2 separate regions of the Homo sapiens genome follow, and region 2 is linked to region 1. Evidence: chromatin contacts called from ENCODE Hi-C data. All regions are on one chromosome and are shown on one strand. Each heading gives the region's core, a stretch centred on a gene start or an enhancer-like site at or near the end of the contact. The rest is flanking DNA. Distances are from core to core; before and after follow the strand shown. Region 1 overlaps AR (androgen receptor). Region 2 holds the start of NXTAR (negative expression of androgen receptor regulating lncRNA).

Region 1 (3,353 bases), core at 743-3,242:
TACCTCCAAGTTGATTTTGAAGAGTAAAAAAGATAATGTGTCTGAAAGTACTTGGTAGATTTCAAGCAATTTATACATCCTAGGAATTGTAATAACTTAGTCTCAAACATGCTCATTCGTTCCACTCCCATTTTCCGGTCCTCCACCATTTCTCTTACCAACTAACTATAACAAAGCCAGCCTCTAAGTCCTTTGAAAACCATCGATAAACAAAATGCAAGAGGGAAAGGAAAAAAGAGAACTAGGTCTCCTGCCAGCTCAAGCAACTTTTAGCTTACCTGATTTCTTATAGATCCGGGGCATGGCTGCCTGAATAAGTCAGTGTTGCTACCACTGATAAAATATCTTAATACCAATCTTTTAAAGTCATCCAGAAAGCATCCTTCATGGATCCATTGTGATTTCCCTTCCTAGAAGTGGTTTCAGAAGGGTCTGTGAGGATGGTTTTGATGGCAAGGAGATGGCACAGTGAAAGTGGAGTGGGAGGCTGTGCCACTGTGGGAAGACAGTCTGAGGTGCTAGAGAAGGGAAAAGTAGATGAAGGAAAATGGCGGTGGGCAAAGAGAAGGATAGTTGCCTCAAACAAGAAAGAAGATTGGGGTCTGTGGAACAGGGTTCAAACAGGCCAGGACCAAAGAGAAGCTCTAGGTTTTGCTAATTTTTAGGATTACAGATTTACAAGATGAAAACCAGGGGGAAAATTGGCTCTAAGGAAACCCCAATGTGTACCTATAATGAACAGTTGGTAACTGCTAATTTCTCCACTAATAAATTTAGAAGTGCAGTGGAGAATAAAGTAGAAAAAAAATTATTTCACTTTCTAGCAACTGTCATATGCCATGGTAACAATGCATGTGACTGAAACTGAAAAGAAAAGAATTAAATGAACCCATCAACCTGACACTTCCATGCTACTCTCAGCTACCAATAGCAGGGCCATTACAATTTCAGACAGCAGGGGTTATTACCACTGACACCACAGAAATAAAAATAACTATCAGAAGGTATTATGAACACCTCTATGCACACAAACTAGAAAAATCTAGAAAAAATGGATAAATTCCCAAACAAATACATCCCGCCAAGACTGAATCAGGAAGAAATTGAACTCCTGAACATACCAATAATGACACTGGTACGACTGCTCCTTCCCTCTCACCCTTACTCTATTATACACTGAGGAGTTCAAAGTTGATAGAATAAGAAGGCTTAGTAGATGCTCTCCAGAGTCGTGGGAGATGGAAGTGGATCACCTTGTTTGTTTCCATGGGAGAAAGCCAAACAGATTTCACCTCTCAACTTACTCCCCCATAGACTGGGGTATAGTCCTTGCCTCTTAGGATATGCCAGCCTGCTCTTAAATGACTCAGCAGATCTTTAAATATACCCAAGCAAAGAGCTGCTCCGAGACACAACTTGCTGTTAAAAAAATGTTTTAATCTGTTTGGGGTGTTGAGAGGAAGGTCCTTTGTTAACATTAGGTTCCCAAGCAAATTCAGTACTGCTGTGACTCTTTCTCTCCCTATATGCTAAGAGGCTTGTTTTTGTTCTGCTGCCTGCCATTTGCCAGCTGTGTGGATCACAAGGATGAGAAGGGAGATCATTCCAGGCCACGGAAGGATTCAAGAAAATTCCTGCCCAGTAATTTTGTTGGGGGAAGGGTGCCAATATGTGCAACGGAGTTACTAGTTTAAATGTAGGGGCCCCAAACTCAAAGAGGTCCCATAATTTGCATTGAGTCATTCTGTTCCTTGTGGAAGACCATGACCTCTGGCCAAGAAGAGGAATCTTCTCACTCTCCCTCTCTCCTCAGACTAGCTCTGTCTCACACTTTGAAGCACACATCAACCAATAAGAGATTTCAGCTGGGCTGAGGGAAGTAACTTAATAACTTGCATTACCGAAGCAAATCATGCTCCCCTGTTATCTGCAATGACCTCACGCTTACATTCCAGCCAAAGCATTTTGGAGACTCAAAGCTTTGTGGAAGGGGAAGCCAGGCAGCAGTGGCCTGGGGAAAAGCCCATGTATGTCAGCCAGAGTCTAGCGTTTTCCCAAGCTCTGTTTGTCTGGACTACTACTACTACTAATAATAATAGGTACAATTTATGAAGCTTGTACTATGCACCAGGCCCTGGGCTAGATATTTACATTTATTATCTCACTTATATTCACAAAAACCCAACAAAGGAAGCATTAGTATCTTCATTTTAGAAATGAAGAAACTGAAACTCAAGAGAGGTGAAGCAGCCCAGAACTGGAAGCTAGTAAGACCCAGAGCCAGTATTTAAAACAAAATCTGTCAGATGCCAAAGCCTATTCCTGAACATCGGTCAACATACTACACTTTGACTCTTACCCCAGCTTCTTTCCCGAAGGCCCTTCAGCCTCTCTGTTATGTATTTAAAATCCTTAACTACACAAAGTATGCCTCATATCATCCAAATGGGCATTTTGGAGTCATCTATAGGCTTTTAAATTGTTAAAAAGTGACTGTAAAAATCATCTACTATGAGTTCAAACCTTTGCCCTATACATGGTTCCCAAAGGGTCCAGACTCTTCTTGAATGTCTTCAGTGAATGTGAATTTACTATTTATGTGATTCAGCCAATAGATAGACAGATATGGTGTGGTGAATTAGAAGAAGGGAACTAATATTTCAGCACCTACTAAGTGCCATGCCCTTTATCCTAGTTGTTTTATTTCATTCTTATAATAACTCTATAAGAAGAGTGCTCTACAGATAATGAAGATCTAGAGGCTCAGAGGGGTTATGTTACTGTCCTGAGGTCATCCAACTATGTTATGTGGCCGTGCTAGAATTGAAAGCCAGGTCTGATCCTATTGTGGTGCTGCTTGTACATTTCTTTAGCTCCTCCTATACGAGGAGTGAAAGCCCTTGGAGTAAGCAAGGGACCCAAGATTTGCTTAGGTCTCTGATCTGATGGGGATGACATACTCGAATGACTAGAAGAGTCAAGCAGGTAACTTAAATGAATAAAGCGGATCAGTGCTGCCTGGGCAAACTGCAAAGTGCATGGCCCATCCAGAGGATCAGCTGCTTTTCACCTACAGCTGGTCATTACCATGTAGGAATGAAAGTCCTGTATTGCCAGATCTTCATTCCCTATGGTGGAAATCTGAATTTTGAAGTAAAATGTTAGCAAGTAATTCAATAAACACACACACATACACACACACACACACACACACACACACACACACACACATATACACCATATAGACCAAACAAAACTCATATGGTCCATGTTGACAACTTCTGATGAAGGGTGAAAGAAGCTATTCTAAGAAAATATCTTTCAGGCTGGGCACATTGATTCACGCCTGTAAT
Region 2 (3,308 bases), core at 554-3,053, 220 kb before region 1:
GGGCCCTGGCCTTGAAAGGTCTGAGAGAGGCCCTGGCTAATGAAGGCATTTCTTCCCTAGAGGAATTGAAGTGCTTTTTCCAGGCTGAGAAGGTGATAATTTTCTCATTTAAATCACATCTATTATAAACTTAAGTGGGGCTTATTTAGAGAATAATTTAGTTTCTCAAGACAACTGGAAAAAAAACTATTAGCAGTGGGAGACTGCTCCAAGCAGATGGCTTTTTTTTTTCTCCTGAGGTTGGGGGGGCAGGGTGGGGAGGAGGTAATTTGCTGGCATTTTTATAGTCCTTTGAAGCTAACAGTGGTATGGCCAGAAGGAAACATGGCTCCTTAGCTCTGGGGCAGGGCCTGGGAATCTGCATGTTGCTTTCTGGGAGTTGCAAGAAGGGAAACATCCTTGAACTACAGAGAAAATGGGTAAAAGGATAACAAAGGCACAGAAATGATACAAGGAGAAGCCCTAGGATGTGACTTAAGGAGAAGGCTTGGGGTCATCTAAAGTACAGAATGATGGGATTGTGATATTTAAAGACTGGAAGGGCCTTAAAGGATTGCCTGGGTCAAATATCACCATTTTGTAAGTTAGGAAGCTGAAGCCCAAGGGGCAGAGACATGTCCGAGTTCATACACATGCATAAACACACTCACAAACACACCTTAAAGTTATGGAATCGTAGATACACAGTGTCCTGGAACTGAGCCACTGTAACACAGTTTATCCAACACCCCCGCCCCTCCCCCCCCGGCCTTATGCTATCAATGGGGAACTAGAGGTCCAGAGAAGAGAAAGGATCAACCCAAGGTCACACAGAGAGTCAGCGGTAAGCTAGGGAATGGAGACACAGAGAAAGAGGTATTTGGAAACCCCATAAAGAATGAAGTGGGAGATGGAAGAAAAGGCTGCCGAGATTTGACACCAGGGAATTAGCAGGCAGACCACACACAAAGAGTGTGTTTACTCTTTCTAAGGCAATCCTGCCCTGGATAGTGGTCTTCATTTCCAAAGATTGCTGCAGAAGGAAGGCTCATACACTAGAGGCACATGTAAAAATTGCTATAGCCTCCAGTTCTTGGTTTCCATCATTTCTCTCTTCTCATCTCTCTCCATTTATCCTATCCTTGCTTGGCCTCCTCAGTTTCTCTCTCTGGTTTCTCTCTCTCCCTTGGGTTCTTTGTTTCAGAATCACTACTCCTAGGCCCCATCTTAGTTTTGTAGGTTGTGTCTATACCTAGCTGAGTGGCACCTCTTAGAGTTGCAGTGTGCATCCTGTATAACTCTATACAGCATTCCTGCTCCACCCCATCAAAAACAAAATGTTTATTACCTTATCTCAGGTAGATATATGGGAAGGAAGGCCTAGATTAAACACTAATGATGCCATTTTCCCTCTCTGGTGTCATATCGCTTTCAAAAGGAGAGCTAACTGCCTCCAATGAAATCTCATTGATGGATGATTATAGTTGGAAATATGAAGTTAGGGGAGGGGGGATAATATTGGGGATATAACTACTCCTAATATAATACCTTACAGATCTAGCACCAAGGACTTAAAGTTAGAGAATTCTTTCAATGAGATACTCATTACTGAGCACCTACTTTGTGCCAGGTTTCGTGTTAGGTATGGGAAGGGCATGAGAGTGAGAAAGTGGCAGGGAAAAATTACACAAAGAATTTCACAAGGAGTAGGGCAGGTGATTGCTTAAGGAGCTAATTATAACTCGGAGCTGAAGGATGTGTGAGCTAAACAGCTCAATATAGAAGTACAAAGGAGAGGGATGTTATCTTCTAGTGGGGGTGAGGGAAAAGGAAGGCTGCACAGAAGAACTGGCATTTGTGTTCTGCCTACAAAGCTGAAAAGGATTTCACCCAAATCAGGGAAGGTGAGGGGAAAGGGAACAGTGGGATGAGTAAATGCCTAGGAACCTGAAAAAATAGAACATGTTTGAACCTTGTGATAGGAGAATAACAGGGAGGAAAGGGTAGATGAAGTTTTACAGTTAAGAGTGGTATAAAAGGGAAGCCCGCAATGCCAGGCTAAGGGGTATGGGTCTTATCCTTGGGGAAATGAGGAGCCATTGAAGAGTTTTAAGCAGGGAAGTCACATGATCATATTTTGTTGTTTATTTTGTTTTCTTTCTCTGGATAATAATTATGGCAGCAAAGTGGAGGACTGGCTGGAGGAGGGGAAGCCTGAAAATAGGGAGATGAGTGAGAACATTTTGAAGGACAGAACTGAGTCAGTGTAACAGATAGAAAAGATATTTTGGTAGTAGATTAACAGAATTTGAGTAATATTGGATTGAGGGGTTTAAGAGTGAGCTACTAATGCTCCAGAACAATCACTGATCTCAATGCCGTATAACAACAAATATTTATTTCTCACTAGAATAACTTCAGGTCAACTAGGGTTGTGATGACCAGGCTGGGCTTGTCCTGGATTGGCTACAGGAATGAGAAAACACACACAATGCTTCTTAGTACCTAGCTTCAGAATTTGCATGCTGTCACTTATGCCAGCCTTCCATTGGCAGAAGAAAATAACATAACTGGGCCTAGAATCAGAGTGGAAGGGAGTGACATGTCACATGTCAACAAAGAGCATGGATAAAGAGAAGGGTGAATAATTGAGACCATTAATGCAATCAGTCTACCACAGTTGGAGCTGAAGGATGAGGCAAAGGCGGAAAGGTGAAAAAGACCATACGGCACATTTGAGAAACAAACAAAAGGCTAATATGGCTGTACCACAGAGAGCAAGGAGGGAGAGTGGTGTGATATAAAGCTGGTAGATGCCAGATCATGTAGGTTATCACGGGTCACAGCAATGGTTTTAGTCTTTATTCTGAAGGCAATAAGAAACCACTATAGAGATTTAAGTAGAGGAAGGACATTCTCCAAATTTTCAGCTGGGGCAAATGGATACCTTATGATGCTATTCAGTGACATAGAGAAGCCTATTGAAGCCTGAGTTCTTCAGCTGGAAGACCAAGATTAGGTGTATGGTAGATCTTGATGAGTATAAGCCAAGGTTTCTCAATGTTTAGTGCTATTGACATACTAGGTGTGATCAATGTTTGTTGTGGGGCTTGTCCTGTGCATTGTACGGTATTACCAGCACCCCTGGTCTCTAGCAGATGCTGGTCGTACTACTCCCCGCAAGTTGTGATAACGAAAAATTTCTCCAAGCATTGTCAAAGTCTCTGGGGACCAAAACCACCTCTGGTTGGGAATCACTGGGTCTAATCTAACCCTGGTCTAAACTAATCGTGGTTATTTCATTTACTTTGCCACTAATTGATTAGGAA

Evidence for each region. Hi-C counts contacts between places; a loop is a spot of excess contacts on that map. Pooled maps may share reads with other maps.
Region 2: a loop to region 1 is called in a map of heart left ventricle, with 2.3 times the contacts of the local background. The contact joins the promoter of NXTAR here to the enhancer-like site in region 1. A Hi-C loop is called at or near these places in 5 of 168 maps with a recorded cell type or tissue (MCF 10A, endothelial cell of umbilical vein, heart left ventricle and 1 more), 1 of 37 single-sample maps with no recorded cell type and 6 of 50 pooled maps.

Annotation. Positions count from the first base shown.
Region 1 is chrX:67,562,235-67,565,587 of GRCh38, reverse strand. All of the region lies in intron 1 of AR (androgen receptor), which reads right to left. Among named protein-coding and RNA genes, the nearest start is that of AR, 20 kb to the right of the region's middle. Within about 2 kb of position 1,992, at least 4 of the 41 ENCODE cell types and tissues checked have a DNase peak (open chromatin) inside an H3K27ac peak, as active enhancers do.
Region 2 is chrX:67,783,385-67,786,692 of GRCh38, reverse strand. It overlaps NXTAR (negative expression of androgen receptor regulating lncRNA), which reads left to right and starts at 1,803. Exons shown (of 5, transcript XR_938423.3): 1 at 1,803-1,883.